3 separate regions of the Homo sapiens genome follow, and all the other regions are linked to region 1. A link is a contact called in ENCODE Hi-C or POLR2A ChIA-PET data. All regions are on one chromosome and are shown on one strand. The core of a region is the stretch at or near the end of the contact, and the rest is flanking DNA. Distances in the headings are between cores, read along the strand shown. Region 1 holds the start of CBX8 (chromobox 8). Region 2 holds the start of CARD14 (caspase recruitment domain family member 14). Region 3 holds the start of GAA (alpha glucosidase).

Evidence for each region. A loop is a pair of places that touch in the nucleus more often than their neighbours do. ChIA-PET counts read pairs that join two places held with the same protein, here RNA polymerase II (POLR2A). Pooled maps may share reads with other maps.
Region 2: POLR2A ChIA-PET joins it to region 1 with 27 read pairs in PC-9. The contact joins the promoter of CARD14 here to the promoter of CBX8 in region 1. POLR2A ChIA-PET finds 5 or more read pairs at or near these places in 2 of 52 experiments (H1 and PC-9).
Region 3: a loop to region 1 is called in a map with no recorded cell type, with 9 times the contacts of the local background. The contact joins the promoter of GAA here to the promoter of CBX8 in region 1. A Hi-C loop is called at or near these places in 3 of 37 single-sample maps with no recorded cell type and 9 of 50 pooled maps. POLR2A ChIA-PET finds 5 or more read pairs at or near these places in 2 of 52 experiments (A549 and CD4-positive, alpha-beta memory T cell).

What each region holds. Positions count from the first base shown.
Region 1 is chr17:79,794,029-79,798,326 of GRCh38, forward strand. CBX8 (chromobox 8) reads right to left here and starts at 3,049. Exons shown (of 5, transcript NM_020649.3): 1 at 2,902-3,049; 2 at 2,469-2,512; 3 at 2,222-2,287; 4 at 2,029-2,095; 5 at 1-1,530. The coding sequence starts at 2,970. The coding sequence ends at 607. RefSeq lists enhancers at 1-32, 1,094-1,834, 3,082-3,376 and silencers at 2,748-3,127, 3,288-3,497, 3,528-3,687.
Region 2 is chr17:80,167,349-80,171,914 of GRCh38, forward strand. It overlaps CARD14 (caspase recruitment domain family member 14), which reads left to right and starts at 2,682. Exons shown (of 24, transcript NM_001366385.1): 1 at 2,682-2,708.
Region 3 is chr17:80,099,698-80,102,830 of GRCh38, forward strand. GAA (alpha glucosidase) reads left to right here and starts at 1,884. Exons shown (of 20, transcript NM_000152.5): 1 at 1,884-2,193. CCDC40 (coiled-coil domain 40 molecular ruler complex subunit) reads left to right here. Exons shown (of 20, transcript NM_017950.4): 20 at 1-916. The coding sequence ends at 78. RefSeq lists a silencer at 1,431-2,050 and an enhancer at 2,381-2,490.

The sequences.
Region 1 (4,298 bases), core at 1,799-4,298:
ATAGACTTCTTTACCTTAAAAAAAAAAAAATAGAAAAAAGGAAAACAGACTGACCCCACCCCCCCTTTTTTCTGATTGGGGAGCCAACCTTTTGTTGGCCTGCCTGGCCAATGGGAAGAGAGAGCAAATCTGGGCCGGGCCTTGGTGCCAGGAGTCTGGCATTGGGCTGTGGGAGAAGGGAGGAGGGGTGAGGTGGGCAGGCCAAGCCCCTCCAGACACTCTCAGAAACCTGTACCCAGGGCCCAACTTCCCTAGAGCTCTGGGGCAAGGGGGCCCCTCCTGCCCCAGCTCATTCGGGCTGCCCCAACTAAAGCACAATGAGAGTCTCTCTCCTTTAAATAAAACAACTTCGAGTTGAAATATATATATTTAGATATTTTTCTTAAATAACATATTTACATCTAATAGAAAATATAACTCTAGAGATAATCTTTCCAACAAAAACTGAGGGGGAGGAAGGAGGGATGAAAGGGGCTGGTGGGGTGGGGGTGACATCAGGGACGGGACCAGCCAAAAGGCCACATCCCACCCAGAAATAAAAATCACTATGCCAAGCTCACGCTCACTCTCTCCCCTGCTCTCCTCCTGGACACACCCACCCAGCATTCATCTTTTCTCTTTAAAAAAGCCTTGGTCCGTGTTACTTTCCTTAATGGTGACGGTCAAAAAGTTTGAGGTCACGTCCGTGACCACCACCTTCTCCAGGTTAGTCAGGGAGGGGCTCCAGGACTCTTCCTCCGGGTCCCCCAGGATTCTGGCCACAGGGATCCTGGCGATGAGGGAGGGCCTTCCCCCCTGGGCCCCCATGTCCCGGTACAGGCCCCCCCCAGAGCTGGGGGGGCCTGAGCCATGTCGGACCCGGGTGCCATTGGGATCTAGGGCACCCTGGCCTTTGGCCTCCAGGAAGGCAGCCCTGTGCTTTATCACCCTGGCCGGGAAGGTGTCCACAGCCAGTTTGCCCGTGGCCTCAGCTGAGCTAGGGCTGGTCACACCACACTGCACCAGGTCCGAGTCCTGTCTTCGGGCCAGCTGGATCACACTGTGGCCGGCTGGAAACTTTCCTGCCCCGGAAGGGGTGTCGTCCAGCTTCCTGCCCTTGAGGTACTCTCCGAGGCCGGCGCTGGGTTCGCCTAAGGGCCTCTGTGAGGGGTCCGGGAGCTCCTTCCGGGGCTTGGGGCCTCGCTTCTTCGAGCTGTCCCCCGGTGAGCTGGGCTTGTCATCCACTCTGCTGGTACCCCGCTCTCGTTCCCTCTCACGTTCCCGCTCCCTCTCTCGCTCCCTCTCCCTTTCTCGATCCCGCTCCCGGTCCCTATCCCGGTCTCGGTCCCGGTCCCGAGGGGCCTCTGCGCGGCAGGTGCTGCTGGTGCTGGTGCTGCTCGCTGGCGGGGACAAACCCATGTTTCGAAGGCCCTCCCGGGCCCGGGAAGTGGAGGCCAGGTCCTGGGGCGAGCGGCCAGGGTAGGGGATCCGGATGCCCCTGGCTGAGTCACTTCGAAACTCGTAAGTTTTGGCCTTTGCCTTGGCCTGCGCCTGCAGGAGAGAAGATGGTCTCAAGAGTGGGGCAGGGCCCTGTCCACCCCCACAGGACTCCTCCTCTATCCCTGACCTCCTATCTTTACCCTATGATGCCTGGGAATTTCTACATGGATGCATGGATGGGTGGGTGGGTGGGTGGGTGGATGGCTGGATGAATGGGTGGGATGGCTGTTGGAGCTGAGAGGTAGAAGGATGAGAGAAGAGGTAGAAGATTTGGCTGGAAGTAGTCATTTGCAAAAAGTACACTTTTTGCATTTGATTATTGTGTCCATTTGGGAGGGGGAGCGTAAAGGAATTCTAGTGTGGCCAAGCCCGTCCCCCCAGACACAGTTGGTGCTGCTACTGACTTGGTGACATCTTGTCAGGGAACTCCCTCCTACATTACAAATAGGCAACATGTGTGGACACCCCATTGGCTCACAGCCCTCAGAGCCCCCTTCCCACAAATCACTCCATAACATGGTCCTCCACCATTGGACACTGCCAACCTACTTTGAGGAGGAAGGTTTTGGGCTTGGGTCCACGCTTTTTGGGGCCATAGAGCTCCATCTCTCTTTCCCTGGAGAAAGAAGAAAAGGAGAAAGGGTGCGTGAGTAAAGAAAGCAAGTGGGACTCTAGTCCAGGCTGGAAAGAAGCCACTCTACTTGTTTCTAAGTGAGCGGCTGGGACTTGGAAGGGTCTGTACCTTTCCTCAAAGGCTGCGAGCAAGCGAGCATCCAGGATGTTTTCCTCCGGTTCCCATGTGCTGTACCTAAAGGGAATCAGGAAGAAGTGGGCATCAGTCCCAGGAGCAGGGTGAGAGCAGAGGGGGTGTGTGTGTGTGTAACTTTTCTCATTGCATTGTATTGTATTTCAATGTAAAGGCAAAAAGAGGAAGAAAGAAACCTCCCGAATAACAGTCTGGGGTTGAGAATTGCATATAACCTACTTACTTCTGCGACCATCCCTTCCATTTCACGAGGTATTCCATGCGTCCCTGCGGGTGCAAAGGCGATAATGTGTGTGCATGGGGAGAAACGCATGACGAGGATACAAGAAATGCATGCGAAAATGCATGCACCAGATGAATGCTCGAAACCCCGCCGCAAAAGGCACGCGCCCGCTGCATCACCCCTGCACCTAATGCTGCACAAAGTGCATGCACCGGCATTCATTCCCCACCCCGCCCCCCACCCATGCAATCCGTGCATCGCTGCAAGTCTAAGGAAAGCGCCTGGGCTCAGAGCTGCCGCCGCCGCCGCCGCCACGGCCGCGGCCGCTGCTGGGACCTGGGGGAAGGGAAGCTGGGCTGCAGCAGGGGGAGGGAACCCGGGCCGGGAGGGGAGGGCCCGGCCGCACGGAGGCCCTAGGCCCGGGGGCACCTACTTTCCGTATGCGCCGCTTCAGGAGGGCTTCGGCCGCGAACACCCGCTCCCCCACCGCTGAAAGCTCCATGTTGACTCGCCGCTTCCCCCCTTGGCCGCTTCCAGGAGCAGAAAAGCAGCAGCCAGCGCACGACAGACCATAATACTCTCCCGCTGACGTCAGTTCTCCTCCCCCTCCCGGCGCTCTCGCTCCCTCCCGCGGCCCCCCTCCCGCGCTCCTCCGCTCGGCCCCCTCCCCTCCGCCCAGTGCTTCCTCCCGCCCCACGTGTTGCTAACGACGTTGCTAAAGCCGAGCGGCCGGAGGCCTGCGCCCCCGCACGCTGATTGGACGAGCTCCGAGCCACGCCCCTCTGCCTTTCTCCCCCGCGTTGCTACGTGACCAGCGTTCCAATCGCCAGGGGGCGGAGTCCGAGGCGACTCCAGAGACCGAGCGCGCGAGTGGGAGGGGGCGCCGCCGGAAGTGACGCCAGGGGAAGGCGGGCCCGGCCGCTGTCAGTCTGCGGGGCTGGCGAGGGGGGCAGGCCGCCCTCTGTCCTCGCCGGGGCCCCCCTCCCCCGCCACCAAGTTGTCCCTCCGGCGTTCGGCGTCCCCCACAGCTCTCGCTGGGATCCCCGCGGCGATGTCAGCCCGGCTCCGCCCCTCGGCAGACCCCGGCCCGCCGCCCCACCCCCACCGCCCAGGACTCGCGCGGTCCCCTCCCCCAGCCGCCCGCGCCGCACAATGCACAATGCACAGGTGCTGGGGCGCCGCGGGCCGCGCCCGAACCCCGAGAGCCTGCGGCGCGCCCATCGGCTGGCTTCTCCCCCGGCCCCCGCCCCCCTCCCCCGGAGCCGCACACCCGACCCCCGGTCTCCATGGCAACGTCCCCCCCCCCCCCAAGCCGGGTCCCGCTAACAAATCAATGTGCATGTGTCTCAGGCTCCTGTCGCGCGGCCCTGCCCTCGGCCACCCTCCGGGCCCTGCGAGCCGGGCTGGCTGGAGCGCTCGTCCCCGGCTCCGAAGCCGAACACAGACCTGGTGGAGGCCGGGCTGTTCCCTCCGGAGCCCGGCTGCAGCCCAGGACCCCACAGAGGATGTCGCGCGGCTTCTTCCTGCCCCCCGACCATCCCCGACGCCCGCAGCCACCTGCCCCTGCCCTTAGCCCAAGCTGCCCGCCCCCGCCAGGCTTCGGCCCCGAACCTCGCCTTCCCCTCGCCGCCCCCTGCTCGGGGCCTGGGTGGGCTAAGGGCATCTGGGCGGAGCCGGCAGAGGATGGGGCGAGCGGCTGGGGGTGCGTCTGGCTTTCCCCGAACCCCGGCGCCCGGCCCGCGCACTTCCTGTCCACCGCTCTTCCCAACGTGGGCGGCGGACATCCTGCGAGAAACGCCAGCGCGGGAAGCTGGGGGACGTCGCCGGGTC
Region 2 (4,566 bases), core at 1,432-3,931, 370 kb after region 1:
CACTCCAGCCTGGGTGACAGAGTGAGACTTGTCTCAAAAAAAAAAAAAAAGTGCCCAGAGGAGCTCTTCAGCTGGCCCAAGTCTGGCACATGTCCGTTTCTTCACTGATCACTGCCACGGGGCACAGAGCCCCTGGGTGGTGCTGTCCTGGTGCCTGCTGGCCCCTGTCCCCCAGGTCCCCCTTCTGAGTTTTTCCAGGGATACCCTAACCTAACCTGGCCAGATTACTAGAGGTGCTGCTTTATTGGCTCTGGATATGTGTATGCAGCTGCAATTCTGTGTGATATAGATGACCTGCCAGTGGGGCCCTCCTGAAGATGCCATAGTGATTAAGATACGTTTTGTTTTGTTTTGTTTGAGACAGGGTCTCCTTCTGTTGCCCAGGCTGGAGTGCAGTGGTGCAACCACGGCTCACTGCAGCGTCTACCTCCTGGGCTGAAGCGATCCTCCCACCTCAGCCTCCGGAGTAGCTGGGACCACAGGCATGTTGCACCATACCCGGCTTTTTTTTAAAATTATTTTTTGTAGAGACAGGGTCTTCCTGTGTTGCCCAGGCTGGTCTCGAACTCTTGGCCTCAAGCAATCCTCCCTCCTCAGCCTCTCAATGCACTGGGGTTACAGGCATGAGCCACTGCACCTAGCCTAAGATATGGTTTTTGACCTCAGAAAACACAGGGTCCTTCAGGGTTGTGGCTTCCTTGACTGTTTCTTTTTATTTTATTTTATTTTAGGTTCCGGGATACATGTGCAGAATGTGCAGGTTTGTTACATAAGTAGACATGTGCCATGGTGGTTTGCTACACCTGTCAACCCATCACCTAGGTTTTAAGCCCCACGTGCATTAGCTATTTGTCCTGATGCTCTCCCTCCACTCCCCCTACCATAGGCCCCAGTGTGTGTTGTTCCCCTCCCTGTGTCCATGTGTTCTCATTGTTCAGCTCCCACTTATGAGTGAGAACATGCAGTGTTTGGGTTTCTGTTCCCATGTTAGTTTGCTGAGAATGATGGCTTCCAGCTTCATCCATGTCTCTGCAAAGGCCCTTCATTCCTTTCTATGGCTGCACCTTGACTATTTCTATGGCTATTTCTGTTCTTAGGGAGGCTCCTCCCATCTCCAGTGCATTCTTCTGCCCCCCTCTTTTACTGGGAATGGCGGCATTTCTTTGCGTTTTCTGTAACTAGAATTCTCTGTGTGGCTGGCACAGTGTGATGAGCTGGCAAGCTTCCCCACTGTGGGGGAGGGCTTATCATGAGGTCTGCTGGAGGAAACTAAGAGAGCTGAGCCTTAGGGGCTTAAATGAACTGCCTGAGGGGAAGCTGACACCCAGTGGGGCTGTAACCCTGGTTGGAGAGTTCATGTCTGCACCTGGCCTCGGCCTGCGTTCTCACTTGCTCTGCCCAACTGGCTGTGCCTTCAGCCGGCTCATCACCAGGAGATTTGGGTTGGAGCTACTGCTCAGCCACCATGAGCTACATGACCTTGAAGGCCGATCTTTGATTGTCCGCAGGATAATCCTGAAGGTTCTCAGGCCATGGACCTGTGAATTTCCCTTCTTTCAGTGTCTGCATCATTGGGAACCAAGCCCCTAACCAATGTTTATTCATTCGCTCAACCAATATTTGTGGAATATCACAGCCCTAGGGGTGGGGACACAGCAGGGAACAAGAAAGACAAGAATTATTGTCCTCAGTAGGTTACTGTGGAGTGGGGAGGCTGGCAGGAAGCCACGTAACTAGAATACACGTTAGGTCAAGGCAGTATTCCCACAGAGAAGATGGAACAGGGAAGGGGAGTGAAGGCCAGGATGGGAGGTCTACGGACTTAAGTAGGATGATCTGGGAAGTAGCATTTGAGTAGAGTCTGGAAGGAGGGATGGGAAAGAGTGTTCCAGGCAGTGGGAACAGCAGGTGCAAAGGCCCTGGGGCAGAAGTGTGCCTGGACTGTCAAGACTGTTGGGCTGTGTGTCTGGAGCAGGTAAAAGAGAGATAAGGTCAGCAAGGACCTGATAAGCAGAGCCTCATGGTCACGCTGAGGACTCCAGGACCTGTACACCGAAGGGAATGACAGGAGCTGACTCATGCCCTAGCAGGACTTCTCTGTCTGCTGTGTTGAGCGCTGGTGATGGGGGCGTGGGAAGAAGTTAGGAGCCATTACAGAGGTCCCGGTGGGCCATGATCAGGACACCACAATGCAGGTGGTGAGAATGGATCGGATTCTAGACATATCTCAAGGTGGAGGACCAAGACTTTCATCTAAATCTAAACAATAGTTATGAAATGTTAACTTGAGATGGATCTATTGGAATTATTCAGATACTTCCAATAATGGATCATGAGAACCAAGAAAGGCCCTAGAATTTATCCTGATCTTCGTAGGATTTTCCCAAGGGTAGAAATGATGATGAACTGGGTGACCGTTCACAAAGGAGAGAGGATTCCCAGCCCCCAAGCCTGAAGCCTTCCCCTCAATCACCCTCAATCACCATCTTCTGTGGGTCGACCAGATGCACGGACTGTTCTCAGCCATCCCTGTGGTTCTTACGGCAATGTCTAGCTGTGGGACTGCACTGGTGCTTCGATGGCTCATAGAAGCCCCATATAAGGCACTGCTCCTGTGGGATGTGCCTGTCAAACCTGCTTGTCCACTGCCGTTCAGTTCAGCCAGAGATTGGGCCACATTCAGTCCTCGCTTCCCTGGGAGGGGGAAGGTAAGTGCGCGCAGTCCATCCGGCGAAGAGCAGGTCAGCCTACGGAGGGCTCAGCCTACGGAGGGGCTCAGCCGACACAGGTCTGATGGGGCCCGAGAGTGGTCCCAGGGGAGTGGGAGGGGCCGGCATCTTCCTCATCAGGAGTGGAGGAGCTGCCTTGTATGTGGACTAGAGAACAGAAAACGGCTTGTCTGTGTTGCTGGGTCAATCACTGGAACATTCTCTGAATGCTGAGTTCTGCCTTAAAACAGCATGGGTCATGCTAGATGAAAGGGATCTCTGTTTTATACTCTCATCTCTTCGCTATTGCCGTGGGATGAAAGACAGCAGAAGGAAGGTGTCTAAGTTCAGAACAAAGTGAGCAAGACCAGCTGGCTGCTGTTGGTAGCAGAGGCACAGCCAGCCTGTCATGGCACTGGGGGGCCGAGGTGAGCTGTGCCCCCTCCTCCTGGGCTTGTGACCCTCTGCCCCCCATGGGGTATGTACATGTGTGTGTGTGCGTGTGCGTGTGTGTATGTGTACATGCCTTCTTCCCTACTTCACTGGCAAGGGAAGAGACTGACACTTGGGTTAGGAGAAGGATGTTGACCTGGGAGGGGTCAAATAAGGAGAACCCACATCTTAGATGCTCAGGATTTTATGATCTTAGGCTCTTCTAGAATTGCTGTACAGTTAGATTCAGAGTTTGGAATTAGAGATCTCTGGGCCCTCCCCTCCCCTCCCGTCCCCTCCCCTCCCGTCCCCTCCCCTCCTCTCCCCTCCCCTCCTCTCCCCTCTCCTCCCCTCCCCTCTTCTCTCCTTTTTCAGAAGTCTCCCTCTGTCGCCCAGGCTAGAGTTGCAGTGGCACAATCTCGGCTCACTGCAATTTCTGCCTCCTGGGTTCAGGTGATTCTCCTGCCTCAGTCTCCCAAGTAGCTGGGACTATAGGTGCACGCCACCACACCTGGTTAATTTTTTTATTTTTAGTAGAGACAGGGTTTTGTCACGTTGGCTAGGCTGGTCTCAAACTCCTGACTTCAGGTAATCCGCCCATCTTGGTCTCCCAAAGTGCTGGGATTACGGGCGTGAGCCACGGCTCCTGGCGCCTTCCCATTCACCTTCCCCTTCCCCTCCCCTTCCTCCCTCCCTCCCTCCCTCCCTCCCTCCCTCCCTTCCTTCCTTCCTTCCTTCCTTCCTTCCTTCCTTCCTTCTCTCTCTCCTTCCCTTCCTTCCTCTCTCTTTCTTTTCTTCTTTTCTTTCTTTCTTTCTCTCTCTCTCTCTTTCTTTCTTTTCCTTTTTTTGAGCCAGGGTCTTGCTCTGTCACCCAGGCTGGAGGGCAGTGGCACAATCATAGCTCACTGCAGCCTTGAACTCTTGAGCTCAAGCAATCCTCCTGCCTTGGCCTCCAAAGTGCTGGGATTACAGGCCTGAGCCACTGTGCCCAGCCCTAAGGTTTTTTGTTTTGTTTTGTTTTGTTTTACTGTTAGGACTAACCCTTATTTACACTGGGACAAGTTACAAAGAAACTCCTGCAATTGTTAACTGCCATTGGAGACTACTGTAAGTTGCTTCATGGCAACTGCAGAAGGGACTAGTGACTTCTATTTAGCTCCACCCACTGATGCTTGAAGTTCAGTGTGGCTCTGGGGGCTCCAGAAGCCTGAGGGGCAGCTGGCTGGGGCAGTTGGCTGGGGTCTGGAGAGTTCTGCAGAGCCCCTGTCTTCAGCTGCTGGTGAGGCAGCTTTGGCTTGAGCTGCCCTGGCTTTCTGAGTTCAGTCTGATGGGAGGGCACAGTCAGCACCCTCAGACCCTCCTCAGGAGTCTTGTGAGGCTCGGGCAAGTCAGGGGCAGAGGGACAATCCAACTAGAGGACCCTCCC
Region 3 (3,133 bases), core at 634-3,133, 300 kb after region 1:
TACCCCCAGTTCCAGGAGGCCCTGCACAAGGTCAGCCAGATGATCGCCAACAAGCTCGAGTCACCAGGGCCCTCCTAGGGAGCAGCCTGGACTCCGCCTTGCAAGGCCTCCAGGAAGAGATCCGGAATTGTGTTTGTCATGAGGGACTTGGAATCTTTTGTGTTCCTAAAAACCACATGTACCCTCAGAAGGGCATCGTTTAAGAGAAATAAGCCAGCCCCACCCATAGGAATCTTTTTAGCCACTCAGCAATTTAATAAACCAGGTAAAATCCTAGCGTTTCCCATGGCATCCCATCGCAAAGACAGAGCCTGTGACTGCAGACCCACACACCCACACTCCCACACTGGGCTTACTCGTCCAGGTAACACTTTGGTTTGCAGCACTCCCAAATCTGCACGTGCCTCTCACAACACAACGCTGCCACAGGTCCACAAGCTGGTGGGCTGAGCAGAGGTGGGAAAGTTAAGGCAGCTCCAGCCAGCCTGGCCCGGGAGGCTGGTCCCCCCAGCACTTCCCTCTACTAGGTGCATCTGAAAACCCACAAACCACCTTCTTTACCAGTTTTCCCATCCCCACCCCTTAGAACTCTCAGGTCCCTTTTCCTGCCCCCATGTCCCCATTTGAGTTAAATTCAGATCCACAGCTTGCAGGAGAAAGTCAGTGGCCCCAGACACACGTAACAGGGTGAGCACTGAAATAAGAGCACGCTGGGGCGTCCACACCAAGGGACTACGCCCCAGTCTGCCCACCTATCTTTTCTCCATCATTAACCCAGCGCTCTTTCTCCCTGGACTTCCAAGTACCAATGACCTTGGGGCTTCTTTGCAGTTTAAAGGGAAAATGCTCTACAAAATAATTTCACTTTCAAACATTTCAGCAGAAGAATAAAATCTTTTTTCTGAATATCTAGTAAGCCTTTCTGAGTCAGCCTTACTTATTTTAAAACATTGTAGAAATACAGAAACCACAACAGAGGTGGAAGGGAGGCTTTTGTTTTTTTTTTTTTGAGACGGAGTCTCGCTCTGTCGCCCAGGCTGGAGTGCAGTGGCGCGGTCTCGGCTCGCTGCAAGCTGGAAAGGGGGCTTTTAATGCCCCTATGCCCCTACCCAGGAACAACACCTCTGTGTTTTGGTGTGGCTCCTTTTGTATTTTTCTGCACATACATTTTATTAGGCAAGTTAAGGTTATACTGTGTGTTTTTTGTATCTCACATGTAAAAATGTGCTCCTCTTAATGTAAGCATTTTCTCATTTTATGAAAAAATTCCCCCTGTGTCAGTTTAATGTTTTCTCAATTGTCAGTTTTATGGGTTATCACAATGTTTTGATTATTCCTTTCTGGAATAACTGTGAGTTATGGAGCACACTTAAGGACTTTCCAAATGTTGGCTGTTTCTAACTTGGCGCTGAGCGCCTTTGGCCGCCTTTCCGATGATGCCCTCGGGACGCGTTGGCAGGAGGAATCCCTGGGCGCAAGGCGCGGCTGGGCCAGCCCCTTACAAAGCCCTACGAGCTGCGGGGACCCAGGCCGGGGCAGCGGGGGCCACGCCCCATCTCCGACCCCACGGGGACCGGGCCGGGACTGCGCCAGCGGGGGCCTCGCCCCGTCTCTGACCCCAGAGGAACCGGCAGCGGGCAGCACGCGTGGGCCTCTCCCCGCGGGACGCCGGACGCGCAGCCAGACGCGCTCCCCAGGCCCCCTCCGAGAGCGAGGACGCGCCCAGGCCCGCTCTGCCGGAGCCGCCACTGGGGGGCGTAGCGCGGACGCGCACCCTTGCCTCGGGCGCCTGCGCGGGAGGCCGCGTCACGTGACCCACCGCGGCCCCGCCCCGCGACGAGCTCCCGCCGGTCACGTGACCCGCCTCTGCGCGCCCCCGGGCACGACCCCGGAGTCTCCGCGGGCGGCCAGGGCGCGCGTGCGCGGAGGTGAGCCGGGCCGGGGCTGCGGGGCTTCCCTGAGCGCGGGCCGGGTCGGTGGGGCGGTCGGCTGCCCGCGCGGCCTCTCAGTTGGGAAAGCTGAGGTTGTCGCCGGGGCCGCGGGTGGAGGTCGGGGATGAGGCAGCAGGTAGGACAGTGACCTCGGTGACGCGAAGGACCCCGGCCACCTCTAGGTTCTCCTCGTCCGCCCGTTGTTCAGCGAGGGAGGCTCTGCGCGTGCCGCAGCTGACGGGGAAACTGAGGCACGGAGCGGGTGAGACACCTGACGTCTGCCCCGCGCTGCCGGCGGTAACATCCCAGAAGCGGGTTTGAACGTGCCTAGCCGTGCCCCCAGCCTCTTCCCCTGAGCGGAGCTTGAGCCCCAGACCTCTAGTCCTCCCGGTCTTTATCTGAGTTCAGCTTAGAGATGAACGGGGAGCCGCCCTCCTGTGCTGGGCTTGGGGCTGGAGGCTGCATCTTCCCGTTTCTAGGGTTTCCTTTCCCCTTTTGATCGACGCAGTGCTCAGTCCTGGCCGGGACCCGAGCCACCTCTCCTGCTCCTGCAGGACGCACATGGCTGGGTCTGAATCCCTGGGGTGAGGAGCACCGTGGCCTGAGAGGGGGCCCCTGGGCCAGCTCTGAAATCTGAATGTCTCAATCACAAAGACCCCCTTAGGCCAGGCCAGGGGTGACTGTCTCTGGTCTTTGTCCCTGGTTGCTGGCACATAGCACCCGAAACCCTTGGAAACCGAGTGATGAGAGAGCCTTTTGCTCATGAGGTGACTGATGACCGGGGACACCAGGTGGCTTCAGGATGGAAGCAGATGGCCAGAAAGACCAAGGCCTGATGACGGGTTGGGATGGAAAAGGGGTGAGGGGCTGGAGATTGAGTGAATCACCAGTGGCTTAGTCAACCATGCCTGCACAATGGAACCCCGTAAGAAACCACAGGGATCAGAGGGCTTCCCGCCGGGTTGTGGAACACACCAAGGCACTGGAGGGTGGTGCGAGCAGAGAGCACAGCATCACTGCCCCCACCTCACACCAGGCCCTACGCATCTCTTCCATACGGCTGTCTGAGTTTTATCCTTTGTAATAAACCAGCAACTGTAAGAAACGCACTTTCCTGAGTTCTGTGACCCTGAAGAGGGAGTCCTGGGAACCTCTGAATTTATAACTAGTTGATCGAAAGTACAAGTGACAACCTGGGATTT